3 separate regions of the Homo sapiens genome follow, and all the other regions are linked to region 1. The links are chromatin loops, found by intact Hi-C in ENCODE. Cell type or tissue: PC-9. All regions are shown on one strand.

What was found. A loop is a pair of places that touch in the nucleus more often than their neighbours do. Peaks named below come from ENCODE experiments on the same cell type or tissue, not always from the same donor. Only the 100,000 strongest peaks of a DNase experiment are listed, where the experiment ranks them.
Region 2: a loop joins it to region 1, with 7 times the contacts of the local background. A loop is called at or near these places in 5 of 110 quality-filtered maps.
Region 3: it touches region 1 in a loop (3-fold over the local background); 3 of 110 quality-filtered maps call a loop at or near these places.

What each region holds. Positions count from the first base shown.
Region 1 is chr12:93,083,895-93,091,894 of GRCh38, reverse strand. All of the region lies in intron 3 of LOC643339 (a long non-coding RNA gene), which reads left to right. It overlaps LOC105369908 (a long non-coding RNA gene), which reads right to left and starts at 1,415. Exons shown (of 4, transcript NR_188219.1): 1 at 1,267-1,415. In PC-9, no CTCF peak of the experiment used is centred here; DNase peaks (open chromatin) are centred at 1,064, 1,544 and 4,364; H3K27ac peaks cover 4,703 bases.
Region 2 is chr12:93,310,992-93,318,991 of GRCh38, reverse strand. The region is part of intron 2 of LOC643339 (a long non-coding RNA gene); the gene reads left to right. Among named protein-coding and RNA genes, the nearest start is that of NUDT4, 63 kb to the left of the region's middle. RefSeq lists a cis regulatory region at 4,305-4,318 and an enhancer at 4,239-4,383. In PC-9, no CTCF peak of the experiment used is centred here; DNase peaks (open chromatin) are centred at 1,521, 3,641 and 4,311; H3K4me3 peaks cover 1,608 bases; H3K27ac peaks cover 4,006 bases.
Region 3 is chr12:93,240,401-93,248,400 of GRCh38, reverse strand. The region is part of intron 2 of LOC643339 (a long non-coding RNA gene); the gene reads left to right. Among named protein-coding and RNA genes, the nearest start is that of LINC02412, 70 kb to the right of the region's middle. RefSeq lists an enhancer at 4,440-4,699. In PC-9, no CTCF peak of the experiment used is centred here; a DNase peak (open chromatin) is centred at 4,060; H3K27ac peaks cover 1,385 bases.

The sequences.
Region 1 (8,000 bases):
GGATTGCCCAACGACCCTTGTTCTTTGAGAACTGCAGGGCTGGCAGGAGGCAGCAGTGAAGGCCTCAGGTCTTCACCATCTCTTGCATCTACACTGGTGCTTTTGGTGTTTCTACATGATCTTATTTAGGTGAGAATCAAAGTGGACTCATGCAAAACTGAGCTTATTCATAGAAAGGCAATAGAAAAATATCCTTGAGATGTTCCACTCCAATTCAACAAATACAAAATTTGTGATACCTGGGTATGTACTCAGTGCTAAAAGCTCTAAAGGATTTGGAGAATAAGATAGTTACTCTTCTGTGGGACCTACTCTCTGGGAAGGGAGGTATCTATTCACAAGCAACTATAGTGCAAGGCAACATGTGGTATTATATATGTGTTACAGGAGAACCTGATGGGTAAGGGGAGCATAAATTGGTTCAGACGAGGATGATTTGAAAAGATATACCTGGGGTACTACAGGGGAAAAATATACATAAGTTAAACTTCCTGCAAATTCCTCAAAGGTGACCTTGAACAAGTCATTTAATTCTTCCTCTGTCAGATTCACCATCTGCAAAAAAAGGAATATTGGCCTTAAAGATTTTTCACTGGGCAAAGAACCACTCAATCCATCTCACTGAAAGTTTGAGATTATAACAAAACCCTGAATTCTAGGTATAATTGAACAGTTAGAAATCAGAGGAACAGGAATTCCAGGTGGAGGGACCAGCACTAATAGGGGCCTAGTGGCAAGAAGGTGTTTTTCTGGCTGGAGCATAGGGTTTTGTTGATTTTGTGTGTGTGTGTGTGAGTGTGTGTGTGTGTGTGTGTGTACAGGTTATATGCACAGGCTCTTTCTTGATGAAGATAATCTCCCATTACCCTATTCCTCTACAACAGTCTCTTTAAAATATTAAGAAACCCAAGATAGAGGCAAGTTATTTATTGGTTATATCTAGAGATATTTATACAAAGAAAAGAAAGGGGATAAATAGATAATTTCTATATTTCTTAGATTTCTTGACTCATACAGAATCATGACTCAGATAATGACTCAGGGGCAAACTGAACATTTATAGCTGTTACCTTAACTAAGGGAAAACATTCTTCATAGCAGATAGTCTGAGTGACAAAAAAAAAAAAAAACACACAGATTTTTATAGTCTGGTTTCAACCCACAGAATTCTACCTGCAGAAGAACAAATACTTGGAAAAGATTATAGGAAAATAAAAAGATTTAGCAGAAATATTAAACTAAATGAGATTTTATTAATAGTTTTACCTTATATTTATTTAGTGCTTTATAGTTGACTTTTTCATTATTTAATTTTATGCTCACCACATTCCTGGGAGTGAAGCATTTTTGATACTATTCTGCCCCTTCTTCCAGATGTGGAAACTGGGGTTCCAAGAGGTTCTATGACTTGCTGTGAATTTTACACTCAACGAGTTCTAGAATTAGAATTTGAACTTTGAACTCTTGCTGTAAGACTCATTCTAGCACAGTGTGTTGTCTTGAGATCACGCAGGCAGCCTACTCTGCTTATTTTTCTTGAGGAAACAGGTTCAGAGAGGTGAAGTGACTCACCCAAGATCATATAGTTGATGGCTGTTCTAGACCTCAAAGCAAGATGTCCTAACTTCCTGTTCTGTGCTCTTTTCATAATGCAAGGCTATACAGGATATAAATTTGAAATAAAATGTGTTAATCCATTCACTGCTATAAAAAAATACCTAAGACTGGGTAATTTATAAAGAAAAGAGGTTTAATTGGCTCATGGCTCTGCAGGTTGTACATGAAGCATAGCAGCTTTTGCTTCTGGGGAGGCCTCAGGAATCTTCCAATCATGGTGGAAGGCAAAGGGGAAGTGAGGCATTTCACATGGCGGAAGCAGGAGCAGGAGTTGGGGGAGTGCCACACACTTTTAAACAATGAGATCTCACAGGACCTCACTCACTGTGGTGAGGACAGTACCAAGGGGGAAAGACTCCCCATGATCCAATCACCTCCCACGAGGCCCCACCTTCAACACTGGAGATTACATTTCCACATGAGATTTGGAGGAGGACAGCATCCAAACTATATCAAAAACCACGGTAGAATCCTCCCACGTAGTATTATTCCCATAGAGCAATGCCACTGTAAATTGTAAGTGGTAAAATTCCTACAGTTAACTTCAAGAAAAATAAACAAGAACTAACATACTATGCATTTGGTTCTTTAATCACTTTATAAGAACTAACACATTCAATCCTCCTAACTACCCTATGAGGTGACCATGATTATTATTTTTATTTTATCATTGAGGAAACTAAGTTACAGAGAGGTGAAGTAATCTAAGAAAACATAGCCAGAAAATGGTAGGCCTGTATACAAACCCAAGTAGCAAGGCCCTGAAACCTCTTAGTCACTCAGTTATCAAGCCAGAATATAAAAAATATTTGGGATTCAAAATAGGTACTGAAATAAAGCCACATTTTCTTAGGAAACTCTTTTAACAAATTGAACAAATTAATAACGCCAATAAGAGTGTAGGGTAAATGTTCAGATTAATTAAGCATATAAGTAACTAATGTCTGTTATACATCATCATTTTATCTAGTCACTAGCCAAGTTTTATACTGCTTAGTTCCCAAGACTATAGCAGGTCCGGAAATTATATACTGTTGCATTTTTAAAAACACAATCTATGCATTGTATAGACATTCAGATCAGCATTTTTCTTATTAGTTTGACCTACTACAGTTTCTTTTACTTCATACGCTTGCCTTTATTATCACATAGTAATGATATCTTGGGATTATGAAGAATTGGCTACACAATACTAGACACCCTTTAAAAAGAAAGAAATTCTGTCATTTGCAACATCATAGATAAGCCTGGAGGACATTATGTTTAGTGAAATAAACCAAGCACAGAAAGACAAATACTCCATGATTTCACTTACCTGTGGAATCTAAAAAAGTGGAACTTACAGAAGTAGAGAATAGAATGATGATTACTCAAGGATGGGGGTACGGGGTGGGACAGGGAAAGAGGAGATGTTGGTCAAAGGGTACAAAGTTTGAGTTAGACAGGAGGAATAAATGTTAGTGCGCAGCATGGTGACCATAGTTAATAATAACTTACTACATATTTCAAAATTGCTAAGAGTAGATTTTAAATATTCTCACTAGGAAAAAAAAGGTAAGTAGGTGAGGTGCTGGATATGTTAATTAGCTTGATTTAATCATCCCTTGGTGTATCAAAATGTTACATTGTACCCCATAAATATGTATAATTATTATTTGTCAGTAAAACAATTTTCTTCTACATCGTTTGGATTATTTTATTTGTTTTAATGACGCATCAAAACATTAAGAGTGCTGCACTTTTTGTCTCTCTTTTAGAGATGGGAAAGTTGAGTGAAGCAGGTTCAGACTCCCTGGAGTGAAGGGGGCAAAACCAGGGCAGTCCCTCCTGCAGTCTTTAGAATGCTGCTGCGAGGTTCAGTGGAGAAAGCTGGGGTGGGGGCATTGAATGAGCACTGCCCTTGGAGTCAAACAGGCATCTGACCATGTTGCTTTCTGTTCCTGAGGATAAGACTCAACCACCGTCTAGAGATTCTGAAGTCAAACACTCAAATATACAAACACTCAAGAAGTTCCTCTGGGCTTTGTATGTTCAGAGACTGAAGAGATGTAGCATTCTCTTATAAGAAAATTTTACTAATTCAATTGAGAATATGCAGAGGGAATGAATAAAGACTCCTAGTCTCCAGAAATTATTGCATTTCCATATGACACACCATTTCATGAAACCTCTCTGCATTTATAAAAGTTGTTTTCTTCCTGAAGATGTGCAGCTTATGCAGAGCTAATTACTCCCAAGTCCTTGGGGAATGCAAATATGCCGACAACTAGCATCATGGCAAAGAAAAAGAGCTCTCAATGTTTTTTTTCCTTTTGTCCCCTTTTTTTTTCTTTCAGTAAGTGCAAATTCTACTATAACCTTAGTAACTTAGTAGTTCCTAAACTCCAGGAAAGCCGCAAGCCATTTACTTTGCTTATTATTTATGAAAAGCAATAAAAATTTGAGAGATATAAAAATTTCCTATTACATCTGTTTGGTCTTTCAAAATAAATTAAAATGGATAATAATAATATCTTATTTAGTCCCTGCTGTGTGGCAGATACTATAGAACCATGATGTCATTTACTCCTGACAACAGCCACAGAAAGTAGATATCATTCTCTTGAGAACTGTGACAACTGCCATCAACATGACATTGCTATTTGGACTTAGAACTCAGACCACCTGTGTCAATATAACTTAAGTTACTTGTTCTGAAAACTTTTCATAGAATAGATAAGACTGTAAGCCAACAAATAACTTCTCTGTTTGCATTAGGAAATTCCTGCTGATCAGCTTATCTGAGATAACAATCTGCTCCCTTGGGCAAATTGCTCACTCTCATCAAGCCATAGTTTACTCATCAACACTTGCTTTAAGATCCTCCCTTCGTCCACCTTGGGCTAAGGTTACATCATGATCTTAGCCCAATTCCAGTCAGTTCCCTTTTATTTATTTATTTTTTTTGAGATAGAATTTCGCTCTTGTTGCCCAGGCTGGAGTACAACGGCGCGATCTCGGCTCACTGCAACCTCTGCCTCCCAGGTTCAAGCAATTCTCCTGCCTCAGCCTCCCGAGTAGCTGGGATTACAGGCATGCACCACCACACCGGGCTAATTTTGTATTTTTAGTAGTGATGGGGTTTCTCTATGTTGGTCAGGTTGGTCTCGAACTTCCGACCTCAGTTGATTTGCCTGCCTTGGCCTCCCAAAGTGCTGGGATTACAGGCATGCACCATCACGCCCAGCTAACTTTGTATTTTTAGTAGTGATGGGGTTTCTCTATGTTGGTTAGGCTGGTCTTGAACTTCCGACCTCAGTTGATCTGCCTGCCTTGGCCTCCCAAAGTGCTGGGATTACAGGCATGAACCACCACGCCTGACCTTCAGTTCCCTTCTTTAAAGACTCTTGAGGTTACTTGAACCAAGATCTCAAAACTGTATAAATATCCATCCCTGACTTCTTTTTTCTGAGGTACCACTAAGACTTTGTCAAGATGGTGTTTTCCTTATTAAATTGTCTGACAGCATTTGAGGGAGTTTAACAATTCTTGTTTTACAAATGAGCAAAGAGAGGCCCAGAGTTTCAGGTATTTGTCCAAGTTCACTCCCTCAGTTAAGGGTTGGAGCCGGGATTCCAATCCAGAACTACCTGACCCCATCCCATGTTCCTGATCGCTCTGCTACTGTGGTCGTTCAGTTGGAATGAAAATCCAGTTTCTTTGGTTTCAACCATGGACATATTTGGCTTTTGAGGAGTAAAAGAAAATCCAAGCAATAGTTGTCTTAGTCTGTTCTTGCTGCTATAACAAAACATCTTAGATTGAATAATATATTAAGAACAGACTTTCTTTCTTACTGTTCTAGAGGCTGGGAAGTCCAAGAGCAATAAACCAGCAGCTGAGTCTGGTGAAGGCCTATTCCTCATGGGGGGTTTCTTGTGGTGTCCTCACATGGTGGAAGGGCAAAAAGGGCCAAATGAACTCTGTTAAGCCCTTTTATTTATTTTATTTCGTTTTCAAACAGGGTATTACTTTGTCACTCAGGCTGCAGTGCAGTGGCATGATCACATTTCACTGCAGCCTCAACCTCCCAGGCACAAGTGATCCTCCTAATTCAGCCTCCAGAGTAGCTGGGACTATAGGTGTGCACCACCATGCCTGGCTAATTTTTAAATATTTTGTAGAGATGGGGTCCCCCTATATTGCACAGGCTCTCAAGCCCTTGTATAAGAGCATTAATTCCATTCATGAGGGCAGAGCCTTCATAACCTAATTACCTCCTAAAAGTCCTGCCTCTTAATAAACCTGCACTGGGGATTGAATCCCAATGTGAACTTTGTAGGGAACACAAACATTCTAACCATAGCAATGGCCCAGTTGACAGTCCTGTGTAAAGCAGCTGCCATGTGACCTCGTATGTTTGTCTGTGGGAATCCAATACTACTGCTTCAGAATAAACTCTTACCAACATTCTCTAAGTGAAAGACATAGGTCAGGCAAGGGCCAGGAAAACCAAATCTATAATTGGTGTGACCTTTAAACTATCAGTATATTATTCAGCTGGTATATTAGTTTCCTAGAGCTGCTGTTAACAAATTACCTCAAAGTTGGTGGCTTAACACAACAGAAATTTATTCTCTCTAAGTTCTGAAGGCCACAAATTCAAAATCAAGGTCTTGCCAGGGCCACGTTCCCGCTGAAGGTTCTGAGGGAGAATCCATCCCATGCCTCTCTCCTGGATTCTGGTGGCTCCCAGCAATCCTTGGCATTCTGTGGTTTGGGACTTTATAACTCCAGCCTCTGCCCTGGTCTTCACATGGCTTTCTCTTTTTGTCTCTGTGTCTTCTTTTCTCTTTCTTGGAAGGACATTTCTCACTGGATTAAAGTCCCAGCTCAATCCAGGATGATCTCATCTTGAGACCCTTATCTTAATTACATCTACAAAGACTTGTATTCAAATAAGATCACATTCTGAGGTTTCAGGTGGACATAACTTTTGGGAGCCACAGTTCAACTCACTACAGCTAGTAAAGTTTGTTACTGACGCGGTATTAGCATCAACATTATTACATCTAAATAAAAATGCCAATGAAAAATAATATAAAGAATAACAATAATAGCTCATTTTTTTAAAATGTAGTCTTTCAAAATTTTTTTCTTTTTTTTTTTTGAGACGGAGTCTCACTCTGTTGCCCAGGCTGGAGTGCAGTGGTGCAATCTCCACTCACTGCAAGCTCTGCCTCCCGGGTTCCTGCTATTCTCCTGCCTCAGCCTCCCGAGTAGCTGGGACCACAGGCACCTGCCACCATGCCCGGCTAATTTTTCTTTTGTTGTCATATTTTTAGTAGAGATGGGGTTTCACTAGGTTAGCCAGGATGGTCTCGATCTCCTGACCTCGTGATCCACACACCTCGGCCTCCCAAAGTGCTGGGATTACAGGCGTGAGCCACTGCACCCGGCCTCAAAATTTTTTTATATAAAACCACTGCTTATGGGATATTACAGTGATCATATGATGTTTGATTACAGCAGTGCATATATGGAAATTTTAAATATCTTATTCATATCATTGATTCTATGTAAACACAATGGCTTTGTGAAAAGACCATTTTCTAGAGATGTATCAAACATTTATCTAGTGCATATGGTGTTCCAAGCACTGGGGGGATACCTAAATGATGACAGTACCGTTCTCCAGTTTGTAAAAAGAGAAAAGTGAGAAGGATGATGATGAAATGGTAGCTCGATGACCACCTCCAACTTAAAACCATCTATGAAAGAACATATTAAGGCTCAGAATATATGATTCCCATAGATGTTAGCAAGATTTTATTTATAATAACTCTACTGTGTTTTCTTCCTGTGTTACTCCCACACTGTAGTACATCACAGTAATTTCTGAACTGCATATTTTAACCACAGTTAACTAGAATTTTAAAAACTTTTTTGACCCAGTGGAAATACATTTTACACTTGACCCAGTATATGTATCACTGAAATAAGTTTCACAAATCAGTATTTGCTCTTAGAAGCATGATGAAGGCTGATATTTTCTACTTTGTTGTATTTCATTAGTAATTTAATTTAAAAATGTACTAATGGATAACCACAATTTATTAAGTAGCGTCAATCATTCTTTACCTTATCCACCCCAACACACATATATTAACAGGATTTCATAATGAGTAGCTTTCTTGCATTTCATACAGTTCATTTTAGGACATAATCTCATTTATATTACTTTGGTAGGAACAATATTTCAGGGGCTTTAAAGATACAGTTCAAGGCCAGGCATGGTGGTTCACGCCTGTAATCCTAGTAATTTGTGGATGCCAAGGGAGGAGAATCACTTGAGGCCAGGAGTTCTAGACCAGCCTGGGCAACATAGTGAGATTCCCATCTCT
Region 2 (8,000 bases), 230 kb before region 1:
GTAGCGATTCTAGTCTTTACACACAGCCACTTAATCACCATGCCACTCACGCTATGTAATTTGCTCTGTGAACTCAGGCACATAAAAAATGTCACCCTAATCACTGCCAGTCATGGCACCACTGAAGACAGCACCAGAATAATAGGTATTTGAAAGGGGACATGCTGAGGACTGCACTCTTGCAAGGCAAAAACAGGGAGCCAAACATAATGGGCTCTGATTGGCTTTGCAGAGCAACTGGCTGGAAATTGACACGGCTGCTCTCTAAATGGCGGCAAAGTTTGAAGTTGACCCTAAAAGATCAGTCTTCAAACTGGACTAGCAGGATTGGAAATGAGACCTCTCAGTGGCCTTGAAGAGAGCCATGTCACTCATTTTTACTATGCCAGAAATATAGACCTTTAGGAATTTCTTTGGCCTAGATCTGTGCTGTCCAAGATGGCAGCCACTAGCCACATGTGGCTACTGAGTACTTCTTTTTTTTTTTTTTTTTTTGACAGAGTCTCGCTCTGTCGCCCAGGCTGGAGTGCAGTGGCGCGATCTTGGCTCAATGCAATCTCTGCCCCAGGTTCAAGCGATTCTCCTGCCTCAGCCTCCCGAGTAGCTGGGATTACAGGTGCCCGCCACCATGCCTGGCTAATTTTTTTGGGTTTTTTTTGTAGTAGAGACAAGGTTTCACGACGTTGGCCAGGCTGGTCTCGAACTCCTGACCTCAGGTGATCCGCCCACCTCAGTCTCCCAAAGTGCTGGGATTATAGGTGTGAGCCACTGTGCCCAGCTGCTACTGAATACTTGAAATATGGCCAGTGCCACTGAGTGTAAATATAAAATGCACACTGGATGTCAAAGGCTTTGTCCAAAAAAAAAAAAAAAAGAAATATAAATTAAAAAAAGAATTACATGCGCAGTGGCTCACGCCTGTAATCCCAACACTTTGGTAGGTCGAGGAAGGCAGATCATTTGAGGTCAGGAGTTCAAAACCAGCCTGGCCAACATGGTGAAACCCTGTCTCTACTAAATACAAAAATTAGCCGGACATGGTGGCACATGCTAATTAATCCCAGCTACTCAGGTGGCTGAGGCAGGAGAATCACTTGAACCCGGGAGGCAAGGTTGCACTGAGCCAAGATTGAGCCACTGCACTACAGCCTAGGCGACAGAGTGAGACTCTGTCTCAAAAATAAATAAATAAAATAGCTCATTAATAATTTTTATATTGGTCACATGTTAAAAATATATTGTATATATTAGATTAAATATAATGTATTATTCAAATTAATTTCTTTTGTTTCTTTTTACTTTTTAAATTTTACTCTTTAGAAAATTTAAAGTTATATGTAGCTCACATTTTGTTTCTGTTGGACAACACTGGCCTACAGAAATGAGATGCTTGTTTCCTCTAGTTGCTAAGACTCTATCTTGTTTTTCTTGCTCTCTTTACAAACTCAAGTTCCTTTAAAGATTCTTCACGTTGATATAAGGAGCCTGCTTCCTCATTGCCATTTGGGTGCAGAGTTCTTCCTGTCAGCCCACTCATCATGCTCATCATACCTTGCTGCCAGGCCTCTCTATGCTGATGACTCGAGGAAAACACGCTCCTCTGGTTGCAAAGAAGGCATTGTTTCTAAAGGCACCTGTCTCAGAGCTCTAGATGGATTATGACCCACGGCGGTCATTGGACTGTAAACCTGACACAGGTTTAACCTTCTGATGGAGCTTGGTTTTTGTCCTAGAAAAACTATAAAGAGAAAAACAGCGGCACATAAAGAACAGTATATGGTGTAAAGAGAAGCGGGAGTCCTGGGTCGATGTTAGAAGACATGAATGCAAATCCCTGGCTGGCTATTAACTTAGTTTGATTTGGATAAATCTCTGTATTTGAGCCTCAGTTTCTCTATCAGATGCCTGTAAAATGAACTCAAAAACGCTTTCTTCAGAAAATTGCTCAAGTATCAAATGAGATAACATATAAGAAAGTAATTGTGGGCTGGGCATGGTGGCTCACACCTATAATCCCAATACTTTGGGAGGCTGGAGTGGGAGGATCGCTTGAGGCCAGGAGTTCAAGACCAGCCTGGGTAACATGGCAAAACCTCATCTCTACAAAAAATAAAAAACCTAGCCCAGCATGGTGGCATGTGATTGTGGTCCCAGCTACTTGGGAGGCTGAGATGAGAGTATCACTTGAGCCCAGGAGGTTGAAGCTACTGTGAACCACATGCCACTTCACTTCACTCCTGCCTTCCAGCCTGGGAGACAGATTGATACCCTGCCCAAAAAAAAAAAAAAAAAAAAAAAAGAACTTGTTAATTACAAAGCTTTGTTTATGGTGGCAGTTTTATGGTAGAGGGGTAAATCCTGTGGACAGATTGTTGTGTTTGGCCAGAAAAGTGTTTTTTGTTTAGTTGAATGGGAATGCCTCCAGTTTGTCACGGACTTTATCGCTCTTATCTTAATTCACCTGCCTGGCTGCTGAAGACAGATATGTTTGTGTACCTTGCAAAAATGAGGAGTGCAATGCATAGTAACACAACTATGTTACTGAGCATAGCCTATGTAGTAGGCACTATGTACTAGGTACTATGCTAGATGCTAGCTGATGTGGTTCCTATCCCTGGGAGCTCTCAGTCAGCACATAAATTACAGCACAACCAAGTCCAGATAAACAGACACCAAGTACTTGTTGTGGGCTGGCCACTGTTCTAAGCTACCGGGATAAAAATTATTCTGCTCAGAACAAATTATCTGGGGATTAGGGAGAAAGATGAGCAACTAACTGCCTTGGGGGAGGCTGTTCAAGAGGAAGTGGGGATATTCAAGAAAGAAAAGTAACATTTTTGAGCCAAGACTGGGCCATGTGTAAGATAAGGCACTTATTATGCACTTTCATCCTCTGAAAACAGCTCTCAGAAGTAGATATTGTTATCTTCATTTTGCAAAGGAGTGTGGCTTATGAGACCTGCCCAAGGCCACATACAATGGACAAAGCTAGGATGTGAATCCAGGTCCTTCTTAGTGAGCCTAAGCCCACAGTACGCCCACTCTGCTTCTCCCAGGGATTAATGAATGATTCATCACAATTGTTTTATTTCTGTTCGTAGGGTTTTCTCTCCTACACCTTAATAAAGCCAAAGTTTATTTACTATTAAAGTTACAATGAAGTACTTATGAAAGCATACAAATTTGTAAAATAAGTCCTTATGTTTTCAAGAAAATTACCAGATATAATATTAACGACAAGATGAAACAAAGATACGAATCATGACTTTTGTCCTGTTTTAAAGTCACCTTATGGAACAATACATCATGAAATCAATAGTTGTACATCTAGGAAATTTACCACTGGAGCTCTCTTCCACTGGTGTGGATATTCTAATTGGTCTCAGGTGGCCGTCTCTGCCATTTTGGTGATTGGCTAGAATCCAAGGGTGTTTTTGAAGATGGCACCTGGAATTCACAAAACATGGCTAATTCTTCTGAGAAGAGATGGGACACAAACATGAAAGAGGAGTCGTAAAAACGTCAGGCATCTTTCGGTGCTCCTTCATCTCCTAAGGAGCTTCTCCCAGGACAGGTCTCTGTCCCCGCATTCTTTCCTTCCGCCTGGAGGGTAAGTTCCCGGATGCAGGAGGTAGTTTGTTTGCCCGAGGGCTCCGACCAGCATTGGGTGCTGAGGGAGGCGGGCCCGGCGGTGCGCATTTTTTTTTTTTTCCAGACAAGTCTTGCTCTGTTGACAGGCTGCAGTGCAGTGGCACCATCTCGGCTCACTGTAACCTCCGCTTCCTGGGTTCAAGTGATTCTCCTGCCTCAGCCTCCTGAGTAGCTGGGATTACAGGCGCCCGCCATCATGCCCAGCTAATTTTTGTATTTTTAGTAGAGACGGGGTTTCGGTTTCACCATGTTGGCCAGGATGGTCTCTATCTCCTGACCTCGTGATCCGCCTGCCTCAGCCTCCCAAAGTGTTGGGATTACAGGCGTGAGCCACCGCGCCCGGCCCCGGCAGTACACTTTGAATTCAGCAGTGACCAGGGCTGTTTGTTTAGAAAAGCCCGGGGCTCTGGTTCTCCACTGTAGTGTCATTCAGCAATGATTCCTTAGTGACAAACAACCCCGCCCTAACCCCCAGGTGAGTTTGACCCATGTCTGTTGCTATGCCAACCACAAGGCCCCGCCCCTTTACCCCAGGCTGACTTGGGATTGGCTTTTCCAGTGGGCAAAGGTCAAGGAAGGACGGTTGCCACGGATCATGCGCAGCGCGATGGCCTCGGCTGTGGGCTTCCGCCTGTTTGCCTTTCTTCCGCTCTCGGGGTAAAGGTCACCAGGGGCTGGTTCAGACCGCAGGCTCTGGAATCTGCCACACCTGGGTTGGAACCTTCACCACTGTCCCCCGCCCCAGCCACATTCTAATGAGTTACCTGCGGCAAGTTTAGGTCTAAGCCTCAGATGTTTTCCTCAGATGTAAAAATGTGTATTACCAAGGTTGTGAGATTTTGATGATAGCCGCAGGCACTTCTGTCTTCTTACAACATGCTATGTGTTTTTCTGAGCGTTTTACATAAGCTAACTCAATTCATCCTCACAACAAGCCTACAAGATAGGTATCTTTGTCATCCCACTTACAGATGAGGAAACTGAGGCATGGGAAAGTTACAGGACTTTCTCAACATCCAGTAGTTTGTAGATGCAGACCTGAGACATCAAAGCAAGTTTGAGTCCAGGAAACACCGTTGGGCAGCACATGCCTGTAATCCCAGTGCATTGGGAGACTGAGGCGGGAGGCTTGCTTGAGACTAAGAGTTCCAGACCAGCCTGGGCAAAGATAGTGAGACCCCATTTCTACAAAAAAAAAAAAAAAAAAAAAAAAAAGAAGAAAAGAAACACATGCCACTTTGGGACACAGTAGATATTTAATAAATTCTATTTATTTTTAATCCCATTACTATTATTGGTTCTGGTTTTCACGGCTTCCATGAGTCACTTTGGAAGTGGAGTGAGACAAAACGTTTTTGTGAGAGTATGATTTAAGAAAAATATTTTTGGACTGGCTGAGGTGGCTTGTGCCTGTAATCCCAGCACTTTGGGAGGCTGGGATGGGAAAATTGCTTGAGCCCAGGAGTTCCAAACTAGCCTGGACAACATAGTGAGGCCACATCTCTACAGAAAATAATTTTTGAAAATATATATGGTTTTGAACTTGAGTAAGGATAGTGTGGTTTAATTCAATTTCTCTTTTAACTCCAGTTTATTAAAGCTTAAGATTTTTAACACATTTTGCAGTTTACATTTTTATATACATTGTTCTTAATGATGAACATTAATATCTTCTTGTAGGCTTCTTCTAGGCTAAAGTGAGCTAATATGTGTAAATAACTTAAGTTCTTAGTACTGAGTACGTGCTGAATAAGGCAAGTATATATGGAAGGTCCTGAAGGTATGACTGTGATTTCACCTGGTCCCCAACTCTAATATTTCCTTGTGGGGATGCATCGGTTCCCAGGTTTTCTAGGACCAGTTGAAGCAGTGTACATTTGTACACTGTATTGCCAATTGCCAGTACAAGAGTGGGGAGCTTCTTGAGGCCAGAGGTCTTCTTGAGGCCACTTTGCTATTAAGGAAAAAGTTCACAGAGGAGCAAAGCAGCTGCTGACCACCCAGGAAAGGTAGCCTGATGGGAGCCTGCTCAAAGGGGTTTGCAGCCCCTTCTGAAATCTCTGCAGTGGGTTTTTCAATGGAACTAATGGTGTTTATATGTTAATTGCATATTAGAAATAGAAAAGACTTGATCAAAATAAGCAATAGTCTGCTAACTGATGCATAAGATACAAAAGCCAGACTTCCAGGGCCAAATCCCACCTGCAACACTTACCAGCTGTGTGTCCTTGGGCAGCGGCTTAACTTCTGTGCTGCAGCACCTTGTCCATAATTTGGGGATCATAAAAGTATCTATCTCATGGAGCTATCATGAGGATTAAGTGAGCTAGTACACATAATGCTTTTAGAGCAGTGCCTGGCACATGGCTGGATCTCAATAAATGTTATATATAATATATGGATACATATGCATACGAATAAATTATGTACAGGAATCATCCTAGTTACACAAACAATATAAGAGAGAAAAAAAACCACAGTCTTTTCCTTATTGTAGTTGTGGTCCCTTAACGCTGTTTTCCATGTAATGTGACATTTTCATGTCTAACATTTTGCTTAAGGTGATGTTGGCTTAGCTGCTGAGTTGCCCAAAGGGTCTGTTCCTACTTGTGTCATGAAATCATTTAAATCAAGGACCTAGACGGTGGAGTAGTGAGTTGAGAAAATGAAGACATGCTTCTCCTGCTTTCGGCCTTACTTCTTATGGCAATTGGCACAAAGAAATGTAATGCTTCCATTTAGCATACCGGCCAATGTGGTGGATGTTGTCCCTTAAGGCAGGGGGCCCCAGAATGTGACTGTATTTAGAAATAGGGTCTTTAAAGAAGTGGTTAAAATAAAATTATGGGTAGGCCCTAATCCAATATGACCAGTGACCTTACAAGAAGAAATGTGGATATAGACAGGTACAGAGAGAAAACCATCTGCAAGCTGAGGAGAGAGGCCCTAGAAGACACCAACCCTGCTGTTAGCTTGATCTTGGACTTCTAGCTTCCAGACCTGTGGAAAAATAAATTCCTGTTCTTTAACAACTCTGCGATACTTCGTTGGGCATCTCTAGAAAACTATCACAGCGACGGTGGGGCTCTAAGCAAGGCAGAGAGAGACCTTAACATAGTTGAGGCTGGAAGTTTTGGGCAAAGAGGTGAGTGTAGGTTTGAGAACTTTGGGACTACAAGGGGAAAGTCATTTTTAGATGCCTCTCTGGAGGAAAACAGAAAATGGGTGGTATGATTGCTCACTTTAAAATAAATTCTTCACTTTACAAATGACTCACTTCTTGTAGCCAGAAGATAGATTAGAAGCCATGATAAAAATACTAGGGAATCAGAATTAAAGTCAGTGGAAAAGTATTATTTGTACTATGAACATCTCCTTCACACAGAATGTTTTAGGAATGCGTTTACCTCAGGAAGGCAGACAACTGGGACCATGTACAAAGGATTAGGTGGGGTCCCTGGAAGGAATTTATTGGAAGTACCAGAAGAGCCCGTAGACTGGGGACAAGATTATTGCACTCATACCAAAGAGAAAAGGAAATGCAGAAACTTGATTATTCGCTAAGTAGGTTTACTGCCCCTACCTTTGAATTTCATCTGTATTTAAGTCTTTTATTTATTTTTGAGATGGAGTTTCACTATTTTTGCCCAGGCTAGAGTGCAAAGGTGCGATCTCAGGTCACTGCAACCTCCGTCTCCCAGGTTCAAGTGATTCTCCTGCTTCAGCCTCCTGAGTAGCTGGGATTACAGGTGCCCGCCACCACACCTGGCTAATTTCGTATCTTTAGTAGAGACAGGGTTTCACCATGTTGGCCAGGCTGGTCTCAAACTCCTGACCTTAGGTGATCTGTCTGCCTCGGCCTCCCAGAGTGTTGGGATTACAGGCGTGAGCCACCGGGCCTGGCCCAGTCTTTTCTTTTTTAAACGTTATTTTTCCTGGAGATTTAGACTTAGCAGTGTGGCCAGGTTCTAGCATGGATTTGATAAACCTGGGACAAGTGGGTTGGTGAGGCTAAGGGGATTGAGAGAACACCTAAAATAGATTTTGCCCTCTAGCCATCATTTCCAGGGTTTGACCACTGATGTCACATCAGACAGACGGAGAGACAGTCAGATAGAACTTGCTTTCACAGGACTTCATCTGAAGTCATTATTCTAGTGCTAGGTCTATATTTCATCTGTCTGCTTTTGGAAAGTGCTGAGAAGAAAGCCTTCCTTCTTTCTCCCCACGCCCTCCCCCAAGTTTATACTATACATTTTTAAAAATGTTATTTTAAATGATCATACCATAAGTGGGCAAAAGAATGAGTTTCCTTGTTTAAATAGTCACTTTTTTTTTTTTGAGACTGA
Region 3 (8,000 bases), 160 kb before region 1:
CATGTCTTCTTAGCACTTGCCACAGCTTCCATTTTCCATACATTTATGTGACTATTCGATTGTTGGCTGACTCCCCTACTAGATACCAAGTTCCATAAGGGCAGCAGTCAGGCTTGCTCTTGGTCATTTGTATCTGCAGCATGTGTACCTTATCTGATTCATGGTGGGCCCCTATTAAATAGTTGTTGACCAAATAGACCAGGAAACTTCAGTGTCTTTAGGCGTCTTCCTTTTTACTCCTGTCACCCCCACTGTCTTATGGAAGCCAAGAACATACATCAGTATCCTTCTACACAGAAGCTTGTAAATATAAAACGTGGCAGAGCAAAGCAAAGGATGTTAAGTAGTCTCTTTTTTCCTGTTCCTTCCACATAGTCCCTTCACAATGCTCCATACGGACACAGTGCCAATGAGGCATGCACATGCTTGTGCCTGCTGGGGGTGAAGCCCATACCAAGCACATCATAACACTCCTTGGGACAAACTTTAAATAACACAGGCATAGTCATACTGTGGCCAAACCTGTGGACCCGAGCTTGCTGTTCAAGGCCCACAGCTCCAGGACACTGTCCTTTGCAGAAGTTGATTAGCATGATTTGGACCATTGAACTAGAACTCCCTACCTCCCTAAGCAAAGCTTAATCTCGACTGTTTCTGCTTCTGTATTGGAAAAAGAGCTGTCCAGCTTTTGCAGATAAGATCAGGGCCATTTATGAAAGCCGTCTTTACCTTTCTTCTCTTTCCTGCAGGCTGTGATGGTCACATATGGTTATTGCTGGGTCTACATCACCCTGGGAGATTTGTCTAAAAACTGAAAGACAACACTCTGGCCTCAGACCAAATGTGGAGTAGAAATGGCCTAGCTTCTTGGCAGCTTCTCAGTTCCACTGACAGCAGCCTTGCTTGTGGAGGTGGCTGGTATCAGGAATATCTCGAGCTTGGGTCCTGGGAAAATTTTTTTCTGTTGCTTTTGTCAGGAATGGGGTGAGGGAAGCTTTAAAGACTCTCTCTCTCTGTCTCTCTCTCTCTCTCTGTGGCATATTTTACATCTTTTTCTTTCTTTTTTTTTTTTTGAGACGTAGTTTCGCTCTTGTTGACCAGGCTGGAGTGCAATGGCGCGATGTTGGCTCACCGCAACCTCTGCCTCCCGGGTCCAAGTGATTCTCCTGCCTCAGCCTCCCGAGTTGCTGGGATTACAGGCATGCACCACCATGCCCGGCTAATTTTTGTATTTTTAGTAGAGACAGGGTTTCTCATGTTGGTCAGGCTGGTCTTGAACTCCTGACCTCAGGTGATCCACCCACCTTGGCATCCCAAAGTGTTGGGATTACAGGTGTGAGCCACCGTGCCTGGCCTACATCAAATATTTTTTAAAATCCTAGAACAAACCAAGATAGATTTCGCTCTAGGAACAGCATCTATCTGTCATTTATAATTGAGACTTTTTAATGTAACTCTCAAGTTTGAGGAACAGAGATTAATTTACATCAAGTGTTTTATAATTGCAATTATTTTGGAGGAGTGAAGGTAGGAAAACAGATCATAATTTAGATTACATGGTAACTTTTTCACACAGTTTAATAAGAAGATTTAAGATGGAGGATTTGGGATCGTCAACCCAAATAGACTTCATTGTTCTTCCAAAAATGGCACGCACAATAAAAGAACAGTGATAATAATAGTGATTACATGTGTGGGCTCAGGTATTGGTTTGAAATCTCAGGTTATTCACTGTGTGACTTCTGGATAATTAAGTCCCTGAGCCCATTTGCAAGCCAGGAAGAGTAATTCCTGCCTGTAGAGTTGTGAGGTGTTTTTTGTTGTTGTTGTTGTTTGTTTGTTTGTTTATTTTTTACAGGATCTCACTCTCTCGACCAGGCTGGAGTGATGTTTTTGATATAAAAACCTATAGGGGGCTGGGCACGGAGGCCCATGCCTGTAATCCCAGCACTTTGGAAGGCCGAGGTGGGTGGATCACTTGAGGCCAGGAGTTCGAGACCAGCCTGGCCAACATGGTGAAACCTCATCTCTACTAAAAATACAAAAATTAGCTGGGCATGGTGGTGCGTGCCTATAATCCCAGTTACTCAGGAGGCTGAGGCATGAGAATCGCTTGAATCTGGAAGGCAGAAGTTGCAGTGAACTGAAACTGCGCAATTGGACTCCAGCATGAGTGACAGAGTAAGACTCTGTCTCAAAAAACAAACAAACAAACAAAAACCTGTGGGGTAGGCAGAGTGTGGAGAGAAAAGAAAAAAAATCCGCCTAAGGGGTAGATAATCTTAGCCAGGTTTTTAGATAAGAAAACTGAGGTCCGGGGTGGTTAGGTGACTAGCCCAGAGTTGCACAGCTAATAAATGGCAGTATCTCAGAACCAGGACCTACATTCAGGTTTTCTAATCCCAATTTAAGGAATTCTTTCTATTATGCCACAGCACTAAAAGTTCAACTAAAATCAGATTGAGAAATTTAAAAGTGTATATTCTATTTATATAACAAATTATGATACTCTCTTATTAGCCTGGAAGAGCAATTTGAAATTTTCAGACAATTTCATTCACTTGCTCTCTGTAAGCCCCAGGAGGATGTGGGTTTTTTCAGATGAGAAGGTATGGAGGATTAGGGGTTTACAGAGCTTCTCGAAAGTCACAGGGCTAGGTTGGGGGCAGGTGTGCTGACAATAGTGCAGCTGCAACTAGGCCTGCCCCCAACAGAGAGTCCCTCTGTGATCCTGCAGGGCCTCGCCAGCACAGGGGCGGGCACCAACTAGACTCCGATGAGTGCGAATTCACTGATAACAGTTAACAGTATTGAATGCCCCAGCTGTGCAGGTTGGGAATTACCTGTATTTTCCCACTTAATCCTTAAGATAATCCACCAGGTTTTTTTCGTTTGTTTGTTTTGTTTTTGAGACAGAGTCTTGCTCTGTTGCCCAGGCAGGAGTGCAGTGGCACGATCTCGGCTCACTGCAACCTCTGCCTCCCGGGTTCAAGTGATTCTCCTGCCTCAGCCTCCTGAGTAGATGGAACTGCAGGCATGTGCCACCACACCCAGCTAATTTTTGTATTTTTAGTAGAGATGGGTTTTCGCCATGTTGGCCAGGCTGGCCTTGAACTCCTGACCTCAAATGACCTGCCCACCTTAGCCTCCCAAAGTGCTGGGATTACAGGCGTGAGCACCACGCCCGGCCGCTACCAGGTTTTGGAGAGGTCATAAACTGAGGAGTGTTCTGCCTGATTCTAACATCTACACACTCACCCATTACATACATACATTCCATTTTGATAAATCAAGTCAGGCTTGCTAATCTTAATTTGGTGCCCTTTCCAGTAGTAATTAGTTTTACTGTGGGCCAATAAAAACCAAGATTCCATATCAAGCACAGAACAATTCAACCAACAGATCCCTAGAAACCTATCAAGAAGGAAGAAAAAGAGATTAAGGAGATTTGGGCAGATCCTTCATAGCTCTCCTTGCAACTTTAATCAACATACAGCATGTTCTCGCAGGGGGAGGTCCCCACCCTCAGCATTGAAAGTGAAATAACACACTCTGTGTTGCTGATCCTGGATTGAAACGTATGACCTACAGAAACTCAATGAGCTTGAATTAATGTTTGTTAAAGAAGAAATATGGTTTTTAAAAGTAGTATCCTTTTGATCCCTGACTGCAAAATACTCAGCTTGGCGCTAACTTAGCTTCTTCCCCTATATACCGTGTCTCTCTCTCTCTCTTTCCCCATGTTGTAGCTATTAAGCACAAATTGAGGACCATGTGATCCTTCATCCTGAGTCAAAAGCCTTTCAAGCTCCCACCCTGAGCCATCCAAGATTCCTTAACTTTCTTTCAGCCTCTATAAAAATCAATTATTGTTCTGTTTTATATACGTACACTGAACCTCTCAACAACAGCTTGATTCAGCAGAACGCTCTGGTCTTAAACTTTTCAGTGAAGCAGTGAGTGGTGAAAGCTTTAGTGTAGCTACTGAACTGATCCTGACAGCAATAAAGGAGAAAAAAAAAGTTTGCTTCCGGAATTGTTAAGAAATGTTTTGCATTGCACAATATCTGAACCAGGAGGGCAGCTCATCAGCTGAACATATTGCCACAGAAGTGCTTCCTCCTGAAGTGGGAGGGGTTGAAAGACAAGAAGGGTCACAGGTAGGAGCTGACAAAGCTGGCAGGCAAAAGCAGCAGAACATTGAACAGAAAGGCACTGAGAATCTCTGGATCTGAAAAGTGATCAGCAGGGTAAAGGATGGCCAAGGACAGAATCCAGTCTTCCTCTTGACCACAGTGCAGCTGTTCTTTTTCTGCTCCATGAATTTGCTAAGGGGGGAAAAAGCAACCCCTGGCCTGTCTACTGTCAAGGACAGTGAAATATGCTGGGTCATGACCAAGTTGTTTCTTAGCTTCCCAGAGCTTCTAACCACTAGACAGCACTATCTCTAGTCCTTGCCGGTAAAATCAAAATTCAGTGCTCTACAGAAGGCAGCATGGTGTAGAGGAGTGCCTCCCAAACTTTAGTCTGCATGGGAATCACCTGGAGTCCTGTTAAAATAGAGATGACTGGGCCCCATGCCAGACTTTCAGATTTAGTAGATCTGGAGTGGGGCCAAGAATTTGCATTTCTAACAAGTTTCCCAGTTGTTACAGATGTTGCTGGTCTGGGAACTATGCTCTGAGAGCCTGTGGTCTAGAGGAGAAACACGGACTTGGGAGTAGACAGACATGGGTTCTGGTACCAGTTCTTCCACTTCCGGTGTGCCTTTGAGAGAGCTGCTTCTTTGAGCTTTGGTTTTCTCATCTGACAGGACAGATAATGGCAGACAATGGTAGTGTGGTTAGATGCATGGACTGTGACTGTGTTCCGATCTGGCTCTGCTACTGTCTATGTGACCTTACACAAATTATTTTCACCTCTTTATCCTTCTATTTGCTCATTTATAGAGTGGGGGTAATAGCAGCATCTACCACGTAGAGTTGCCTTGAGCCTTGAGAGAGTGAGACTATGTAAAGCATTTACAACAGTGCATGGTACATGGGAAACACTAGATAAACATTTGCTATTATGATTTTTTTGCACTTGTTAGAATTACATGGAATAAAGCATGTAAAGTGTCTTATGTGACATCAGACGCATAGAAAGTGTCTAGTAAATGTCAATTTCCTCTCCTTTACCCAAAACAAGCAAGTCAGAGTGCTGACCAAAACAATGTCCTTTAAGTGGAGATCTTAGCAGAAGGGTACAGTCAAGAAAGATAACAGCATGAGGATTTTAGCTGTTAGTGGGGCAGAGTATGTCAGATGCCACCTCTTTGTAAACTGAGGGGTCCATGCCAGCAGGGCCTTCCTTTGAGCAAAGATCAGCAACTTGGACCATTTGGACAACTTCTGCCTGGTGTTCACAGATGTGGGAAAGGTTTAAGGAACTCCTGGCAGTATATTGAAAGACCAGCATTCCCTTTGGGGAGAAGGGCTGGAATTAGCTAAGCATAGCTCAGGGCACACAGGCATCCTCATTTAAAGGCTGGCAGGACTCAGGCTAATTCATTTCCTTCATTTTCCCCTGCCCACAGATCAAGGCAGCCCTAAAATTACCACGGAGCTGATTGCTGAGGGCTAAGACAGCTGTGGTCATTTATCTTCCTTTCTGACCATGTTCTCTGGAAATGGCCTGTGAATAAACGGCAGGATGGAAGGTTAGATAAAACTGTCCATCATCCCTGTTGTATCCAGTGAGAATCTAGGGAGTTACTGTAGGACAAAGCATCTATATACATTTTGCGTAGGCTATATATTAATAACTCCCTCTTGGATATTTTTGATACCCAGTAGTATACCCTAAAGGCCCTGAGAAGTCCCACAGTGAAGAAATGATGCTTTTTATTCTTAACTCATCAGTCTTCAAATTGTTTGACCATGGAAACGTTTTTTCATTTAGACAAATAATTCCTCTTAACATACGGTAGCAAATGCTGGACCAGGCAGAAATTTAAATGTCCAGATGTGGAATTGTTTAAACAGTGAGGGCCTCTGACCTCTAGGGGGAAATAGATTAAGTTTCCAGATGCTTTAGTTTTAGCTTAGATTAAGCCATATATCAGTTTCCAAATGTTTTAGCTTATTGCTCGATCCATACTAAGTACTTGTCAAATGCTGGCTCTCCAAATATCACCAACACAACCTGCTGATAAGTCAAAGCTATCTGTATTGTTTATTGTGGTAGGGAAGATCACCTCCTAGGCAGAGCTTTGGTAATATCTCTGAGGGGAAAAAAGCAAGGTTGTATTTTATTATTTAAAAAATTATTTTATGCCTTCCGATCAGTGGTGAATTAAAAAATATGTTTTATTGGGAGTTTGGTTTAAGGTGATCTTTCGGTAAGGGAGCTTGATGAAGATTGAATAAGGATAATAACACAACAGTGTAGAATTGGAAACAGCAAGGAAAGGATTTTGAGTTGAGGGATTTGAAGATCCTTAGGGTGTTAACCGTCTGCTGGTACTTCCTGTTGAAGAGTGAAGGATCTTTTTGGGAAGTTTCTGTAATGAATAATCAAATTATTTGCTTAGGCTAGAATCTCCTGGAATAGTAAAGTTATGCTAATGAAGACAGTGGAGTAGTAAACTTACGTTAATGTAGGAAAGAAAGTGTATGTATGTGTGTGAGTGAGTGTGTGAGTGTGTGTGTGTGTTGAGAGGGAGAGAGTTAGAGAGACAGGTCAAGTCCTTAGTTCCCAAGCTGTGTATATGGGATAGATGGTTTTCATTCTCATCCTTAATTCCTGAACTTATTATATGGATGTTGCATGCTTATGTATTTTATTTTAGTTGTTTCTGCCAGGCTAGACTGAAGTGGGATATAACCTGAGGATGTTACATGTGTGTTGACTGTAGTCTACGTCACTGTTGAGTTTCCACTGTGTGTCAATGCCAAGACCACCACCACTTCCCTTGAATGTGTATTGTGTCAATGCTTGCAGATAAACTCACATTATCCAGAGCTGTGAAACTTCTCTTAAGAATGCTGTCATCTGGGGACATATCAGCAAGAATGATGTCCATTCCTTTGTTGGATTGTAGTATATTTTGGGGCAAGGAACTTCAACTTGGAAATGATGAAGTGGGCCATTGTTTGTTTGCTGAGGATAGAGCCTCCTAGAAGTAGTGAATCCCTTGGTAATGACCATGATGAGGAATGCATTGATGTGGACTGCTTTCCATTTACTGAGGAAGTTCATATGGCTTTAATGTCTTCCTTATTTTACAAAAACAAAATAAAGAATGTCACTGATCACTCAAGTTTTATATGACATTTTTGAAGAAAATGATGAATTTGGTCTTCACAGGATCAAAGTATAGAATGAATTACAGGTTCAATAATAAAATTGAACTGATATCTTTGATAACAATAAATTTATATTCCATGAATTAAATGAGTTAAAAAAATAAAATCTTTAATCCCAATCTCTGATGTCATATGACCAACTCAGGAAATATTTTCTGTGAAATTATTTTACCTTTTCCTTTGGAGAACTACTTTTATCTCCAGGTTATTTAATCCTATTTGGAAAAAAGAAAAATTCTGGGCTAATGGCACAATTACTTTGAAAACAGAGGAATGTTGCTACCTTACGTACTATCAAACCTCTTCTGTTACAAGTTGATATGATTCTATTGCAAAAATAAAAAAGATGTGTCTAAGATCTTGGATAGTACAATTTTAATATTGACTTTAATAATCAAATACTAGTTGAGTGAAACCAGGCCTAATTGTTTAGATGGCAGGAACTACCTGAATTCATGAGAAATCTGAAATGCAAACTATATTTTAAGGACAAAGGATGTACAGTAAGTGAAGATAGTTCAGCTCAATAATATACATTTATTGAAGTCCACACCAATTGCAGCATTATGCTAGATCCTGGGAATTCAAAAATCAGTATGAGCTAGTCCCTGTCCTTGATCTCATTATCTAGAATGGGAGAATGAAGGGAAA